Linked DNA regions of Homo sapiens: region 1 is linked to region 2. Evidence: chromatin loops called from intact Hi-C (ENCODE). Cell type or tissue: dorsolateral prefrontal cortex. All regions are shown on one strand.

What was found. A loop is a pair of places that touch in the nucleus more often than their neighbours do. Peaks named below come from ENCODE experiments on the same cell type or tissue, not always from the same donor. Only the 100,000 strongest peaks of a DNase experiment are listed, where the experiment ranks them.
Region 1: it touches region 2 in a loop (4-fold over the local background); 6 of 110 quality-filtered maps call a loop at or near these places.

What each region holds. Positions count from the first base shown.
Region 1 is chr6:168,787,486-168,795,485 of GRCh38, reverse strand. No RefSeq gene overlaps it. Among named protein-coding and RNA genes, the nearest start is that of SMOC2, 350 kb to the right of the region's middle. RefSeq lists an enhancer at 126-1,325. In dorsolateral prefrontal cortex, CTCF peaks have their summits at 3,151 and 3,353; a DNase peak (open chromatin) is centred at 3,385; H3K4me3 peaks cover 833 bases.
Region 2 is chr6:168,861,690-168,869,689 of GRCh38, reverse strand. It overlaps LOC105378144 (a long non-coding RNA gene), which reads right to left. Exons shown (of 2, transcript XR_943297.2): 2 at 7,224-8,000. Among named protein-coding and RNA genes, the nearest start is that of LINC01615, 300 kb to the left of the region's middle. RefSeq lists enhancers at 1,311-1,913, 1,914-2,517. In dorsolateral prefrontal cortex, no CTCF peak of the experiment used is centred here; a DNase peak (open chromatin) is centred at 4,865; H3K27ac peaks cover 4,739 bases.

The DNA.
Region 1 (8,000 bases), 74 kb after region 2:
ATGTAACTGAAGAAAAGGGAACCAGGAGGACAGAGAGGAGCCCAAGGTCTTGGTAGATCTTGGGTTTCCACTTGCATGAGTGAAGGCATGGTGGATTTAGCATCCTTGATGGCCCCATGACCCTGCATCCCTGGATTCATTCGCTTTTGTTGCTCCCACCTATGTGGGGAGGACAAAGTAGAGGTATGTGTGTTTTACGGTGAGGTCACCAATGTCATTGCAGTTTCCACCTCCATGTTTTGAATCACTCTTTCTTCAGGGAACTGGCTACATGTCAGAAGGACACTTCAGTAGCCCATGAAGCGGTGGGAGTGAGCAGATGGACTTGTGTGTGAGGTTGCATGAACCGGCCTGGCCGTGCCTCCACAACCACAGTCCCACCTTCGGATGATGGCAGCCCCAGCCTGTATCTCACTGCAGTCTCCAGAGAGAACCTGAGCCTGAATCCCCAGCCAAACCACATCCAAATTCCTTACCTGGAGAAAATGTGTGAGATGACAGAATACTCTTAGGATTGTAAGCCATTAAGTTTCGGGGGATTCGAAGCACAGCCTTACATGAGAAGCACAGATCCTGCTCCAAGAAGCACGTGACAGAATCATCTGTGATATTAGGACACCTGCCAGGGCCTGGGCGTGGTGGATGCAGCAGCTCCAGGGAGAAATCCAGAAGAAAAAGTCCAGAGGAGCTGGGGCAGTGGCAGCAGGGCCTCGGGAGGGGGTTTCAAAGCCAGCTGTGGTGACGTCGTCTGTCTGCACGATGTGTTGTGATGCTGAGGATAATACCGTGGGAACAAACAGGTTCCTAGGACTCTGCAGGACTCCTCAGAGGCTACACGTGGGAAAGGCAGCGATGACAGCAAGCGGCCATGAGTCATTCAGGAGCCACTCCCTTCTCCAGCACAATCACCATTTTGAATATTGTGTAGAGGTGTTGGGTAGAAAAATACGTGTGTCACAAGAACCGCTTACCAAACCGAGCTGGGCACTAGGGCATGAAAGAAGCTCACCTGTCTCCTCTGGTGATCCACTCTGTTCTTCTAAAACAACCAACCACTGAGCCCTCCTAAGAACAAAGGCACAGAGGGCTGGGGACAGAATTGAGTGGCGGGCTCATAAAGCCTGAAGGTGTGGGAGGTTGGACCTGGGTGTTTTGAATGAAGCATAGCACACCGTGATTTACTGTATTCCACGAAAAAAATAGGGTGAACTCACACTCACTGTATCAATTACATAATGCACGTGTGTGTGTTTCACAACACTGGATGCCAAGATGAATGGGTGTGGCTTCACGGGGCAAGGGAGGATGCCCACAGCATGCCCCACGCCTCAGGGCTGTCCCCCACGTGGACACAGCAACAACAATTTCAGAGGAAAACTGATGCAAGGCTTTTGAAATCAAGAAAGAGATCAAGAGGCATGGGCAACCTCCTTGCTAAATGTGCACACAGCTATTCAGTGTACATCTACACCTCTGACATAGCCCAGTGGAGTCAGGGCCTAGAGTCATTGAGGTGTCAACTGTGGACTCTAAGTTCACCTCGGCAGTGGTGCTGAGGAGCAGAGAGAACCCAGAACCTGGCTGTCCATGTGGACCAATATTCCTCTAACTTGGAGACCATTAAAATGATGATGGGGCATTTTATAAAAACATAGCTGCCCAGTTCCTACCTCCAAAATAGAACCAGAATCCCTGAGGGATAAGAGACAGGCATATGTATTTCTAACACGCACGTCACTGGGTCTGACGCACCCCCAAGGTTAAGAATCACTGGCTTTTGGAGGCCAAGGCAGGCGGATTGCCCGAGGTCAAGAGTTCAAGACCAGCCTGGCCAGCATGGTGAAAACCCATCTCTACCAAAAATACAACAAGTTAGCTGAGCGCAGTGGCAGGTGCCTGTAGTACCAGCTTCTCGGGAGGCTGAGGCAGGAGAATCACTTGAACCAAGTAGGCGGAGGTTGTAGTGAGCCGAGATTATACCACTGCACTCCAGCCTGGGTGACAGAGCAAGACTCTGTCTCAAAAAAAAAGGAATCACTGGCCATATTGATTCCATCTCTTAGTCTAAAGGTTGCAACGATTTTCTAGTTTTAAAGAGGCCATTTAATTTTGGAAGGGGAAGTGAGGCTGTGGGTCAGAGAGTGAACCCACTAGGCAGCTTATTTTTCTACCAAGACTGTCCATGTGCTGGAGGCGTCTGTTAAGAGCCAGCACTACAGTCCCGCTACGCACTGAGAAAGTCATGTCCTTACCCCCACAAGCTACACTGCGATGGTGCCCACGTTTACGGGAAGCAGAGAGGAAGTACCCCCATGAGGGAAAAACAGAGGCAGCTATACTCACCTGCCTTTTGCACACAGTGACAAATAACTGAAAAACAAACAAAAAGAACTAAGGAAAATTTATACTTCAGTTAACAACATCTGGGACATTGTTCTGTGCATTAATTCAGCAACTTTCCTAATCTTCTTTCTAGAAATATCTGCTCTGGTGGTCAAACATGGACAAAAGGGTTATGAAATGGATCCTGCAGGTTCAGTGGGAGGAGCAAAGCCTTGGGAGGAGCAGGGCTAGGACTGAGCCTCCTCTCCTTGGACTGGTTATTTGACCAAAAGTGAAGATAAGGAAACCCTTATATGATGTTTAGAGGATTAAATTAAAGTAGATATGAAGTTCCCGGTACACAGTAGTTGCCTAATAAATACATGTTTTTCTTTTCCTCCAAGGCATTTTTTTCTGCCTAGAAAATAATGAACTGTTCCAGCTCATGTGAAGCCCACTTCTAACTTCACGGCTGCAGAACCCTTCACTGAAACGCAAGGTTCCCACAAGTGAGGACAGGTCCCTTCGTCCAGGAATTCCTGACATCCGCTGCAGAGGCCAGTCGTGGTGCAAGATACCTGAACGCTTATTGATCCTAGCTGAATTGACGTGATATCAGCAGGGCTGACCGTAAGAGCCTGGTCAAGGCTAGGCCACGGTGTCGGGCAGCCTCCCGGGTGACCTCGGACACTCAGAACTTGGAAAACTGTCATCATACCCTTGAAATGGAAGCAGCAGGAAAGGCCTGCCTTGCAGTGCCACCAGCAACAGGTCAGAACAGGGACCTCTGGAGGGGAGGGTCCTTCACAGGATGCGGCACGGTGCCCAGAAACACCTTTCAGAGCCTTGTGGAAGGTTTTGGAATTAAACATTTAACATTTGCAGGTTTTGAAAGAGGCTTCTCAAATGGAATATTTATGGTTTCAGCCAGGCTACCAGAAGCTGGACAGCATAGGAAGCAAAAAAAAAAAAAAACAACAAAAAATCCCAAGCTGTGTCCACAAAGCACTCTGTTGTGTGAGAACCCTGGCTGCAGCTCACACTGCAAAGGCTGGGCCACGCAGAGACAAGCAGGCTGCTGTCTGGCTCCCATCAGCACTGGACGCGGAGCTAACACAGACACATGAATTGCCTTCGAATCAGTGTCATGTTCATACAACAGCATACTATGCTAAGTACCTACCTGGGGTGTTAATATGGAATATGGCACATAAGTGTACTCTCATAAAGTTAATGTTATATTGCTATTTAGTTGGTATATTAAACATAATTTTCTTTCACAAATTCCACGTGGCAAATCTCTTTATTTGGTGCCATCGTGCCTCTTAGTCCAACTCCTGTCCTTGACTCAATGGTGAACAACCACATTTTACTATTTTGACCAATAATTGCAATACAAAATCTTTATTTTATTGTCAGAAAAGTAAAAGTTTTGGCGTATCTTTGCACAATTGTACTTCTTAAAAGCTTTGTAAATGTGTACAAAGGACACTGTCTCCAGTGAACTGGCCACAAGAAATATCCATCAGAATAATGAGAACATGGTTTAGAATTCTCCCTAAAATACACCAAATATCACTTTTCAGAATGTTTGTACAGTATACTTTGAACAAATATCTTAGTGAATAGAAAATATAATAAAAGATCAGTATTCATAATACAGTAATAGTGAATTTTGTGTAAACCCAATGTCATAATTTTTTGAATGTGTGCTTACTGATACATTGCACAGATTTTAATGCTATAAAGGTGTAGATTTAATCCTCACCTGTGCCTGGAGGCCCTTCATTTTTCTGCAACACACACACACACACACATTCCTTCTCTGGATCCTTCTAGAAGGACCAAAGAGTGGCCCTGAGAGGGTTTACTGATAGGTCTGCCATGCTCTCTCGCTCCAGCCTCTGTTCCTTCCCAGACGTCCCACTGCTGTGTTGGCGGACGGTGCCAGATGCAGGAGAGTGCCCGGGCTGCCAGGCATGTTGTGGGCTCACCTTGCCTTGGTGACAGTGGCCCTGCGAACTCACCCTGACCATCATGAGGCTCCAGCTGGGGAATGTGTCCTCCCTGCAGCCCCACGCTGCCTCGTCACCAGTCCCCCAAAGTGGCTGCCAGTGCCCAGTCCTACTGCTTCTCTCCCGGAAGCAGTAATTCCTTGATAATTTCCGCTTAAACATGGCGTTCTCGTCCGTTCTCACACTGCTGTGAAGAAACACCTGAGGCTGGGTGATTTATAAAGAAATCAGGTTTAATTGGCTCACAGTTCCGCAGGCTGTACAGGAAGCATGGCGCTGGCCTATGCTCAGCTTCTGTGAGGCCTCAGGAAACTCTCAATCATGGTGGAAGGTGAAGGCGGAGCAGGTGTGTCTTACGTGGCAAAAGAAGGAGCAAGAAAAAGGTAGAGGAGGGGTGGGGGAGGTGCCACACACTTTTAAACAACCAGATCAGAATGATAACTCACTCACTCACCATCACGAGAACAGCACCAAGGCAGATGTTGCCGCCCCTTCGTGAGAACTTCTCCCCTTCTGCCTTCCTCTTTATAAAGATTCTAGTGGTCACTTCCCATCGCCCCCACCTCCAGCACTGGGTATTACAGATTGACATGAGATGGTGCTACCCTTTCATGAGAACTTCTCCCCAGGGTCCAGTCACCTCCCACCGGCCCCCACCTCCAGCACTGGGCATTACAGTTCAACATGAGATTGGGTGGGGACACAGATCCAAACCATATCACATGCTAAACTGAATACCCATATCTACCCATTCTTGCAGTATACACTAAAATCACAGTGACAGATAAACAAAAAGTCACTAATCTATAAGAACGAAGAGAAGACACAGAGTTGAAGAGGGCCCTGAGGCTCTCCTCTGCCCCTGGACTCAGGAAGGCTGAGGCCCCTCCTTGGAAGATGCACCCCTCAGTTTCCACACACACCCTCACCAGGCTCCTTACTTCTGGTTTGAGCACCCTGGGTTCTTGCCGTGGCAGGACCCATTTTTAGTATCAATTTCTGCATCAGTCAGGAAAATATGGGACAGGCTATGGTTGCAAAAAGCCCTGGAAATCATAGTGGCTCGAGGCAGTGAACGCGATTCCTCCTGGATGCCGTGTCATCGGGGCTGCTGCGGCCTCTGTCCTATGTCCCTGCACTCCAGGACTCGGCTGATGACAGTCCCACCTCAAATGTGGCCACAGGCTGCAAGCAAGGGCAGTGGCTCTTTCTCAGGAGCACTGTGTGGCAATTAAATGCCTCCATCTGGCGTTTGCAAGCTCCTCCTTTGCCCCTCGTGCAAGGGGCCATGTGGGAGGCTCAAGGCTGGAAATCTGGCAAAAAGTGGGAGGAGATCCTAGAGACCAACTTCAACAAACTATCAGGAGTCAGTTGGTGACAGATGGGAAAGTGAGAGAGTTACCTGAGAGGGGTAAGCTATGCGCTCAGAGGAGGAACAGCAATGAGAAGCTCACTAACTTAACCACAGCGTCTCTGGGAGGCTTGGAGCTTTTGCCACAGAAAAGAGAGGGTGTGTAAGGAGCAGGGTGGAGAAAGATTGCAGCGTAATTGCAGGGAGCATCAGCTGCCCCCGTGGCTCACCTTCACAGCTGAAACAGCCCCGCATGCACTTGTCACACCAGGCAGAAGGAGTGTGCATCCATCTCCCAGCGCTGCCTCACAAATCTCCACATGCGCCATGTCTGGAAGTCAGAAGTCCAGGTGAGTCTGGGGGACCACCATCAAGGTGTGGGCAGGGCTGCTTCCTCCTGGAGCTCCAGGACAGGGTCTCTTTCCCACCTTTCCAGCCAGCGGAGACTGCCGCGTTCCTCAGCTCCTGGCCCCTTCCTCCATCCTCAGCACAGCAATCGTACCGCGCTGGCCTCTGATTCCCTGGCTACGTCACTGACACGCCTGCCTTCCTCTTTATAAAGATTCTAGTGGTTACACTGGGGCCACCGGAAGAATCTGGAATAATGTCCCTTTCTCACAATCCCTCATTTATTCATATCAGCCATGTCCGTTTTGCTCTCCAAGGTCATATAGTCACAGTATCTGGAGATGAGAATACAGACAGCTTTGGAGGGCCATGGTCCTGCTGACCATGGCTTCTTTCCTAGAAAAATTGTCTTCGAGAGGCTTTGGGTCAGGGGCCACTGACTGACAGTGGATGGCACGTGCAGAAGCAGGTGGCTGCAAACAGGACAGTCACGCTCACACGTGGGGACTCCGTGCCCGGTTGCTTGTCCTGCTTCCCAAACACTTGCATCCAGGGAGATAATGGCCAGGGGAGGGAACTGGAAGAGTCTCTGGAAAACCGGAATGTTCCTGAAGAAACACCTCCGAACACTGCCATGGAGCATGCTCTCATTGAAGTGTGGCTCACCACTTGGTCACCTTACACTGAGGGCCACCCAGTGACAACTCCAGCCAACCAAATGTTTAGTGGTTAGCTCTTAAAAGCAAACAGCTGAGGACCACCAGTTATTTGACCTCTAACATAAAAATAAACACAGATCATTAAACAAATAAAAATATAAGCAAACCGGAGACATTGCACAGCAGAAACTTCAATGTAATCATATTATAATTAATATTTCCAAGGAAATAAGGGAAAATATTACATTTGTAAAACAAGAACAGGAAGAAGTTATATAAAAGGATTATTAGAGATTAATAGTGAGCTCTTGCAAAATAAAAATATAATAACTGGATTTATATATGCATATATGTATATGTGTATATCTGTTTCTCTACACACAGACACACACACATACACAAAGATTAAATGAGAAAGTTTAAAACTATCTCAAAACAATATTAAACAAAAAATAAAAGCAAATGGAAAAGTAATTTAAAAAATGAAAAATATAAGGATCAATCTGTGAAATCTAAAATTCGACTAAAGTAATTTTAGAAAAGAGAATAGAAAAAATAGAGGGGGAGAAAATAATTAGATACATAACGCCAGAAAAAGTTATTAAAATGTTCTGTAAGGCATCTCCAGTTTGAAAATGCCAACCCAGTGCCCAACACTGCAGAGGAAAGGGGAACCTCAGTAAGGCACAGGACTGTGAGCTGTCAACAGAGACGAGGAGATCTGATGGGGACCCTGGCAGTCACATTGGGGACTGGGACACAGCTGCAGAAAATATAAAGAAACAATATGAATCAGTTGTCTCAGCAGCAATACAGGAAGTGAGAAGACTAGAGAAAAATACCTTGTGACTTTACAAGAAAAAAAAACAAAATTTTATATCCAGCTATTCAGTCACTCAAATATGAGGAAAGAAAAAAGGACATTTCTGATGTGCAAAAACTCAAAACAAGACAGTCTCTGCTCTTCCATAATGAGCTTCTAGAGAGGGGCAGAAGTGCTGTGGCCGGCCCAGGAAACTCAGTCCAGACCAGAGCTGGTGGACAGGGGACCTCGGCAAAGAGGCCCAATGAGAAAGGTAAAATTAATGTATTGTCTGATTTATCTGAGTTTCAGGGGAGAAATTGTTGAAGAATTTGTTGAAATATTTGGCAGAGTTGATTGTAAAGAAGAATCAGAGAAAATAAGAAATTAAGAAACCCTATTTTCCTCACGTATTACTATTGTGTGAATAAGTGTGTGACTTCATCATATCCATTTTCAGTCACATGCTTTGCAAACTATATCTAACAAATGATATAGCTAAA
Region 2 (8,000 bases):
TTCTAAAAAAAAAAAAAACAGGATACATGTGCAGAACGTGCAGGTTTCTTACATAGGTACATGTATGCCATGGTGGTTTGCTGCACCTACTGACCCGTCCGTTCCCTCTCCTCACCCCACCTTCCAACAGGCCCTGGTGTGTGATGTTCCCCTCCCTGTGTCCATGTGTTCTCAATGTTCAGCTCCCACTCATGAGTGAGAACATGCGGTGTTTGGTTTTCTGTTCCTGTGTTAGTTTGCTGAGGATGATGACTTCCAGCTCCATCCATGTCCCTGTAAAGGACGTGAACTTACCCTTTTTATGGCTGCATAGTATCCCATGGTGTATATGTACCACATTTTCTTTATCTAGTCTATCATTGATGGGCCTTTGGGTAGGTTCTATGTCTTTGCTATTGTAAACAGTGCTGCAATAAGCATACGTGTGCATGTGTCTTTATAGGAGAATGCTTTAGATTCCTTTGGGTATATGCCCAGTAATGGAATTGCCGGGTCAAATGGTATTTCTGGTTCTGTATCCTTGAGGCATCGTCATACTATATGACAGCACTTTCATGGATGTAAATAAGGAGGCACTGCCTCCAGCATTATATTTACACCCATATGTGTATATTTGCCCAAATTTACATAGACATACATTGATATAGGCATTTATTTACATGTATACTTTTGTACATACATAATTACGTAAATAGCTCACTTCCTTACGGCTTTGTCTACTTAGAAGTGTTCGTGTTTTCTTCATCTCGTGAATGTTTGCCATTGTACAGATCTACCCATCCAGTCTGGGATACTCAGTGGCTTCCTGATAAACTGATGTAAAAGATTTGAGAGAAGAACTGGAGACGTATATTGCTCTTTAAAAAGCAGGATATGGGCCTGGCGTGGTGGCTCACGCCTGTCATCCCAGCACTTTGGGAGGCTGAGGTGGGTGGATCACGTGAGGCCGGGAGTTCGAAACCAGCCTGGCCAACATGGTGAAACCCCGTTTCTACTAAAAAATACAAAAATTAGCAGGGCATGGTGGTGGGTGCCTTAATCCCAGCTACTCGGGAGGCGGAGGCAGGAGAATCACTTGAACCCGGGAGGCAGAGGTTGCGGTGAGCCGAGAGAGATCGCACTATTGCACTCCAGCCTGAGGACAAGAATGAGACTCCGTCTCAAAAAAAAAAAAAAAAAAAAAAAGTGGCCTATGGCAATGGATTTCGTTTGCTTGTTTTAAGGCTGCACATTTGCCAAGTGCTCTGCCCGGCATGTCTGTGATGTGAGGAGACTCTAAGCGTAAATGAGAAAGGCTGAGAAACGATGCTTTTTTTTCTTTTTTTTCACTTTCCTTTAATTCTTGAAAAGACTACCCAGAAACATACAAGTGGGTATTTGAGATAACTGGACCAAGTTTTGACCCACCGCTAGTTCAGGCAGTTACAGCTTTCCAGCAACGGCTCCTAAATATCATCATCAATTCACAAAAGTTCCCTCCCTCTCAGTGTTCCCTTGTTCATCATTCTTAATTTCTGAAACATGCACAGGAACTTTGCTCAGAGGCAGGAGTTAAGGACGTCAGGAAGAAGCATGGTGAGGAAGTCGGGAACATAGCATCTAAACCTCCAGAGCTGGCTTTTCACCTCTGTCCGGCCACCTTCTTGGCATCGTGGATCTCTTGGGGGATGAACGAGCGGAGGCCTGCCAAAGGACCCAGCCCGGCTCATGGCCCAGAGCTGGGGCCGCAGCAGCCAAAGGCCTGCAGAGGAGGGCAAGGCAGCCTGCTGGAGGGAGCATGCTGCTGTCCACACCCCAGGCTGGAGGTCAGTCCAGGGCACACACGGAGGCCCGGAAGGACGGTCAACCCAGCTCTGAGTACAGATAGTGATGAGCCTGGCCAGCGTGAGCCTGGGATGCAGGCTCCAAGCAGCCCTCAGCCTGGTCGTGTGGTCACAGCATAGCCACACCCCACACTCACAGTGGCCACTGCAGGGCCTGCCACTCAGCTTCTGACCCATGGTCCTTCGGGCCGGCCGCCTCCGTCCCCATGCTACCCCTGCAGCCGAGACCACCTGTCCACCCCCATCGTGCTGGAGCTAATGGAGGATGAAAGCTGATGAGCCGGTTTCTTTTCTACACCTGATATCCAGTCCTCACCTCTCCTGCTCCTGCTGTCTCTGAGCTGGCAGACTGCCCCACCCAGAGCTTGTCCTAGGAACCCCAGAGCCGTGCAGCCTTGAGCCTTTCCCCAGCCGGGGGCAGGGGTGAAGGATCATGAGGCCGTGGATACCTTGTCAGGTCCTGTGGTGTCTGAGGGCAGGCCCCTGATGGGACTTGAAAGGGGACAGACAGAGCCCCTGGGGAGCCCTGGCATCTGGAACGGAAAATGCAGCTTATCGTGTATCTTTGAATATAACCAGCCTGATGTTTGGGGAGAGATCAGGTGCTGAAACAGGGGCTGGAAAACTGAGAGGTGCTGATGATTCTCGTGATCCTGAGCAGCCTCGAACGCTGGCCTCCAGGTACTCACATGATAGAGGATGCCTCCCAGGACACAGGGGAACCTTCATTTCCCTTTCTCCCTTTACAGTGGAACCCTGGGTGGCTCATTGAGTTCCCTGAGGCTCAGTTTCCCATCTGAAAATGGCATTGATGTCACCCCTGGCTGTGAGAGGTTGTGAAGATTAAGTGAGAAGCTGCATGAGAGCACTCGTGTGCCTCTGACAGTCGGTAGGTACTCAGCCAAGGGGTCTGCACCAGGCTCAGTGTTCAGCCAAGGGGCCTGCACCAAGCTAAGTGCTCAGCTGAGAGCCCTGCACCAAGCTCATTGCTCACCCAATGGGCCTGCCCCAAGCTAAGTACTCAGCCAAGGGGCCTGCACCAAGCTAAGTGCTCAGCTGAGAGGCCTGCAACAAGCTCAGTGCTCAGCCGAGGGGTCTGCACCCAGCTCAGTGCTCACCCAACGGGCCTGCACCAAGCTAAGTACCCAGCCGAGGGCCTGCACCAAGCTCAGTGCTCACCCAATGGGCCTGCACCAAGCTCAGTGCTCAGCTGAGGGGCCTGCACCAAGCTAGGTACTCAGCCGAGGGGCCTGCACTAAGCTCAGTGCTCACCCAATGGGCCTGCACAAAGCTAAGTACTCAGCCGAGGGGCCTGCACCAAGCTAAGTGCTCAGTCGAGGGGCCTGCACCAGCCTCTTGTGAACTTGCTTGGCCTGCACCCTACATAAACCATGTGGTGTAAATCCCCTTTCCCTTAGGCCTGTGCTGTCACCATACAAAGACCCGCTGTGATGCCAGGTCTGATTGTAAGCTTGCGGTGTGCACAGTACTTAGTACACGATTTGTGTTGGTTACTTGCACAGGTAACCAGGGGCTTGGCCAGGTACCCAGCTATGGGTCAAAGCCCAGTCTAGACGTTGGCATGAAGGTATCTTTTAGATGAGATTAGCATTTAAATCAATAAACTTTGAGCAAAGCAGGGGACCTCCGTAACGTGGGTGGGCCTCATCCATGTGGTTGGAGACTTAAGATAAAAAAGTTGGTGATTCCTTGAGGAAGGACTTCTGCCTCCAGACTCCCCGCGGGTACAAGCTGCAACATCAGCTCTCCCCAGGCTCCAGTCTGCAGCCTATTCTGCAGATTTTGGACTTAACTCCAGCAATCTCATGAGCCAATTCCTGACAGCAGATCCCCTCTCTCTCCCTCTCTCCTTCCTGTTGGTTCTGTTTCTCCAGAGAACCCTGACTAATATATCCTATTAGTTAATTTTGACTCTATTACAGTCTCCTATTTTCTGCTTATCATGCCATGCATGACCATTCTATCGTTCATTCGGTGAGTATTTATTAAGAACCTATTGTTGCTTGGTGCCTCCCTGACAGGTAACTAGACCACTTACTATGCTATTGGAAGATTAGCTGTTTGGTACACAGACTGCCTGATACAGAAGCAGCAGTCAATGGTGATGATGATGACATTACAAAAGTTATAATTAGCATGTAAAACATGAAGCATGACACCTGACCCGTCACAGCACAACTCAGTGTTTCTTGATGGAGGGAAAAAATAGTAACTAGTGTGTAGCTTCATTGGGATCTTGATTCTTTATCTGAAGCATGGTCAACATGCTTTAATGTTATCAGTTTGCCCGCTGTGGTAACAAGCTTCTGGAAACAAATCATAGATTTGCAACTTACTTTTCTCAGATACATTTTTCCATCATTATCAACATGGTACTCCCCTTGGAAAGGAATCTAATGTAAAATGTAATGTCAATGTAAAATGTAAAAACGCTGAATAAGTTGGGTCCCCTCTCAATGATTAGCTGTTCTGTGAATATTGGTGAGAAGACACTGCTGTGATGTTGAGCTCAGAAACCACGTCTGCATGTTGATGTTCTGAGTGCCTGGTCATTCCAGGCGCTAAATCAGTGCTTCTTCAGTGAAGGAATAAGTGAATGGATGGTTTTAGATCCACAGATTGGCTTTAAAGAGCTGGCAATGCATATGCAACTTATTTTTAGGTAGGACTTTCCAAAATTTAAAAATCACACGCACACACATACACACACACACACACACTCTCTCTCTGTGTGTCTCTCTGTCTCTCTCTCTCTCCCTGTCTTTCTCTGTCTCTTTCTTTTTCTCTCTCTCTCTCTCCCTCTCTCTCTCTCTCCGTCTCTTTCTCTCTCCTTCTCTCTCTCTCCCTCTCTCTCCGTCTCTTTCTGTCTCTCTCTCTTTCTCTCTCTCCCTCTCTCTGTCTCTTTCTCCATCTCTCTCTGTCTCTTTCTCTCTCTCTCCTTCCCTCCCTCTCTCTCTCTCTCTCTCTCTCTCTCTCCATAGATAGCAGCCAGCACAAGGTCAGTTGCTGAGCTTTTCTAACTGGATGACGTCCCTGACAAATGAATAACACCCAGTGGGCTGGCATCCTGAGGAATGGGGTTGTGTACATTGTCCCTTTAATACACAAATTCTGAGAGAAGAGAAATAGGCTTTATTCTCTTCTGCCCATTACCCATCACACTATTCAAACTTCCAGTGGATAAAACAATGGGAAGTATCTCTGCCAAGCCATTCTTTAACTCTAAAATCCCTCACTGCTGGTCCCAAGATCTTGAAATAATACTCCCAAAAGTGTTTCCATTCTAGAATCATAGGAACTGGAAAAATTAACATCCTTTTTCACTAAGTGAAATTTGAGTGTAATGCAATTTGTGATCACCGAGGAACAAAGTGATACACGGGAATTAATCATCACTTATGTGAAGAAGTTTGGGTGGAAATGTTTACAATGATCGTTGGTGTACTGAAATTCAAAAAATGAAAGAAAGCTGTTTGGGCTGACAGCTGGTTCAAGTTAAATTAAATTTGACTCAGAATATTAATTTTAAATACCATATAAATGAATGCAGGTTACACACCCTGCATTATTTCATAAAGTATTATGAGACTTAAAGTTTTAAGATGTGATTTTGCCCCTGCCTCGGGGTGGAGGCGCTTAGGAGCCTACTCAGCCACTTACAAGGGGCCTTAGCAAATGTGCAGTCTCATGGTTTAGGAAAAACCTCTTAAAGTTTTGCAAATGTCACTCATGGTGCAAATTATCTAATATAGTCTAAGGGAAGGGGAGGTATTGAGCAATTCTGATTACAAATACAAAGATTGCACATGTACAAGTTATGTACAAGTTCAACACCTAAACAGCCCACTGGGGTTCACCAACCACAGCGCCCAGGGAGGCACAGGACCTGGAGTGGGGACTGGGAATTGTGGTCTCTGAAACACACACAGGCATTACACACTCCGCCATACGTGCAGGCCTGGGGTTCAGCTCACAGGCTTGATGGAGTGGGTGTTTTTAAACCCCTTAGCAATTCCAAAGTAAGTGTTATTTTACTTTATAGAATCCTGGGTTCTGGAACAATTCATTTTCCCTAATGATGAATGGACTGATTCATTTCTGCATTTGTTAATATCTAAAGTGATTTCTTTTTCTAGATAACGTTCCCTAAAACCTCCCAAAGATCACGTGACTAAGGCCAAGTAAAACTACAGCGAAGAGGTGGAGAGACATCTGAATTAAGATCCCTTCAGAGAATCAATGCAAATTAAAAGTTAGCAAATCACCCAAAGAGAGAGCGGCCTGTGGGGAAATCTAACAGTGTTCTTTACATTTCAGATCCCATTTTTGATCCAAGCTAAAATACAAGTCACCCCAAATTAATTGCAGCAAACATATTGTGGTGGCAAATTAAGTCTTCTTAGTCATTTATATCTTGGAGATATTCTGCACACGGGCCGACACACGAAGAAGCGTTTCGTGTCCCTCCTGGCCTTGGTGATTTCTTTTCAGAAAAGCACCGGGGGGCCAATCAACTGTCAAATTACGTTTCCCTGTGCTGGGCTTATCCAAGAGCAATCTCCTGTTGACTTTATTGCACATTTTATAATTGTATAATTTCACAAGTCTTCCATGGATATCGTCATTACAATAATTTAGGGCTATGGAAACTCAGGGATCACAGGCAGTTCCTCCCATGGGTCACCACGGTTACTTAAGACCATGACCGACCTGCCAGCCCTGGTCATTCAGACTTGGGAACTAGAACTGGCAGACATTTCTCAAAAATGAGGGAGTCTGTCATTTCAAGGATGACGGCTGACAGTTTTTGTTGCCTATGATAAAAATTCAAGCATCACTATGAAAGTGACAATCCCAAAGACCTTGTGTCTCCCTCTGTGAGCCTGTCACTGGCTTAAAGGGTGTTTTGAGGACATCTGTGGGGAGGTCAACAGAAATGCTTTTTATATTGTGTAGTGAGAAGTGTCAACATTTGGAAGATCTGCAGAACTCAGTGAGCTGATTGTTTCCACTGCGGGATGGTATAAAGTGACGAGCAAGCGAAGACCATCTGCGGTGCCACGGGCCCATGGATGCCGACACAGGGGCAGGTGCATGCCCAGGCAATAGGGCTCAGATCCCACACAACAGCGCACCTTTAAGAAGCTACCACCTTTGGGGCTTGGGGGTGGTATCAAAGAATCACCACAATTACCTAGGAAAGGTTATTAAAATAATCTCCTCTTTCCTAATACATTTGGGAGTGACACTGAGTATTCACTGCACACTTCAAACCCACACAGATGGAGTGCGGGAGTGGCCTCAGACTCTGGCTGCCTTCCGGGAAGTCAGACACTGGATTTGCAATAGAAAGTATAGCACTCTTGTCAGTCAAGATGGTTTGGTTCAAAAATTACATTTATTTTTCATTACACGTTATTTATGTTGGCATGTAATGGATTTACTATTGTGCTTTTAATTAAAGAATAAAAACATTTTAAGTTTTTTTAGTTTAATTTCTAGTAGGATAAATAACAATAGACAGAACCCACTTCATCAATCCGTCTAATTTTCCTGCCAGAGTAATAATGTATTCCTAACTTTGTTCATTTCTTGCTTTTAAAATGTAGACCTTGAAAAGACTAAATACATAGAAATGTAGACGTTGCCTGGAGTTTTTATTTTCAATATCAGGTTACATTTCATTTTGTATTTAAGTATACAAAATGAATATCAAATAATGCATTTTCAAGCAAATGTATAGATGAGTGAATTTTGTCTGGGGCCAGAGGGCTATGACGCAGAGCTCTGTAACTGACCACCTGCAGTGACCTCGCCTGCTCCTGGGCGGGCTTCAGTCTTGTGTGACCCTCACGCCCACGGTGAAAATCCCCGAAATGGGGTTCTATTTGCTGGAAGATTTCTTCTTTAATTGCATTATGTTATTTTTACATCTAGCTGCTCTTACCCTGAGAAATTGTTCATATTCTGTGTTCCATTTCAGTTTTTCATAAAGTAACCTAAAAAACTGACCACTTGGAAAATGAAACACATAGTTGTAAGATTAATAGATCCTTCTGCCCTCGAGTCCCCTCCCGAGGACCCAGTCAATCCTGAGCCCTGAATCACAAACAAACAAAAAGGGCGGTGTATCTTGTGCATTTTCTGTCTCCTTTT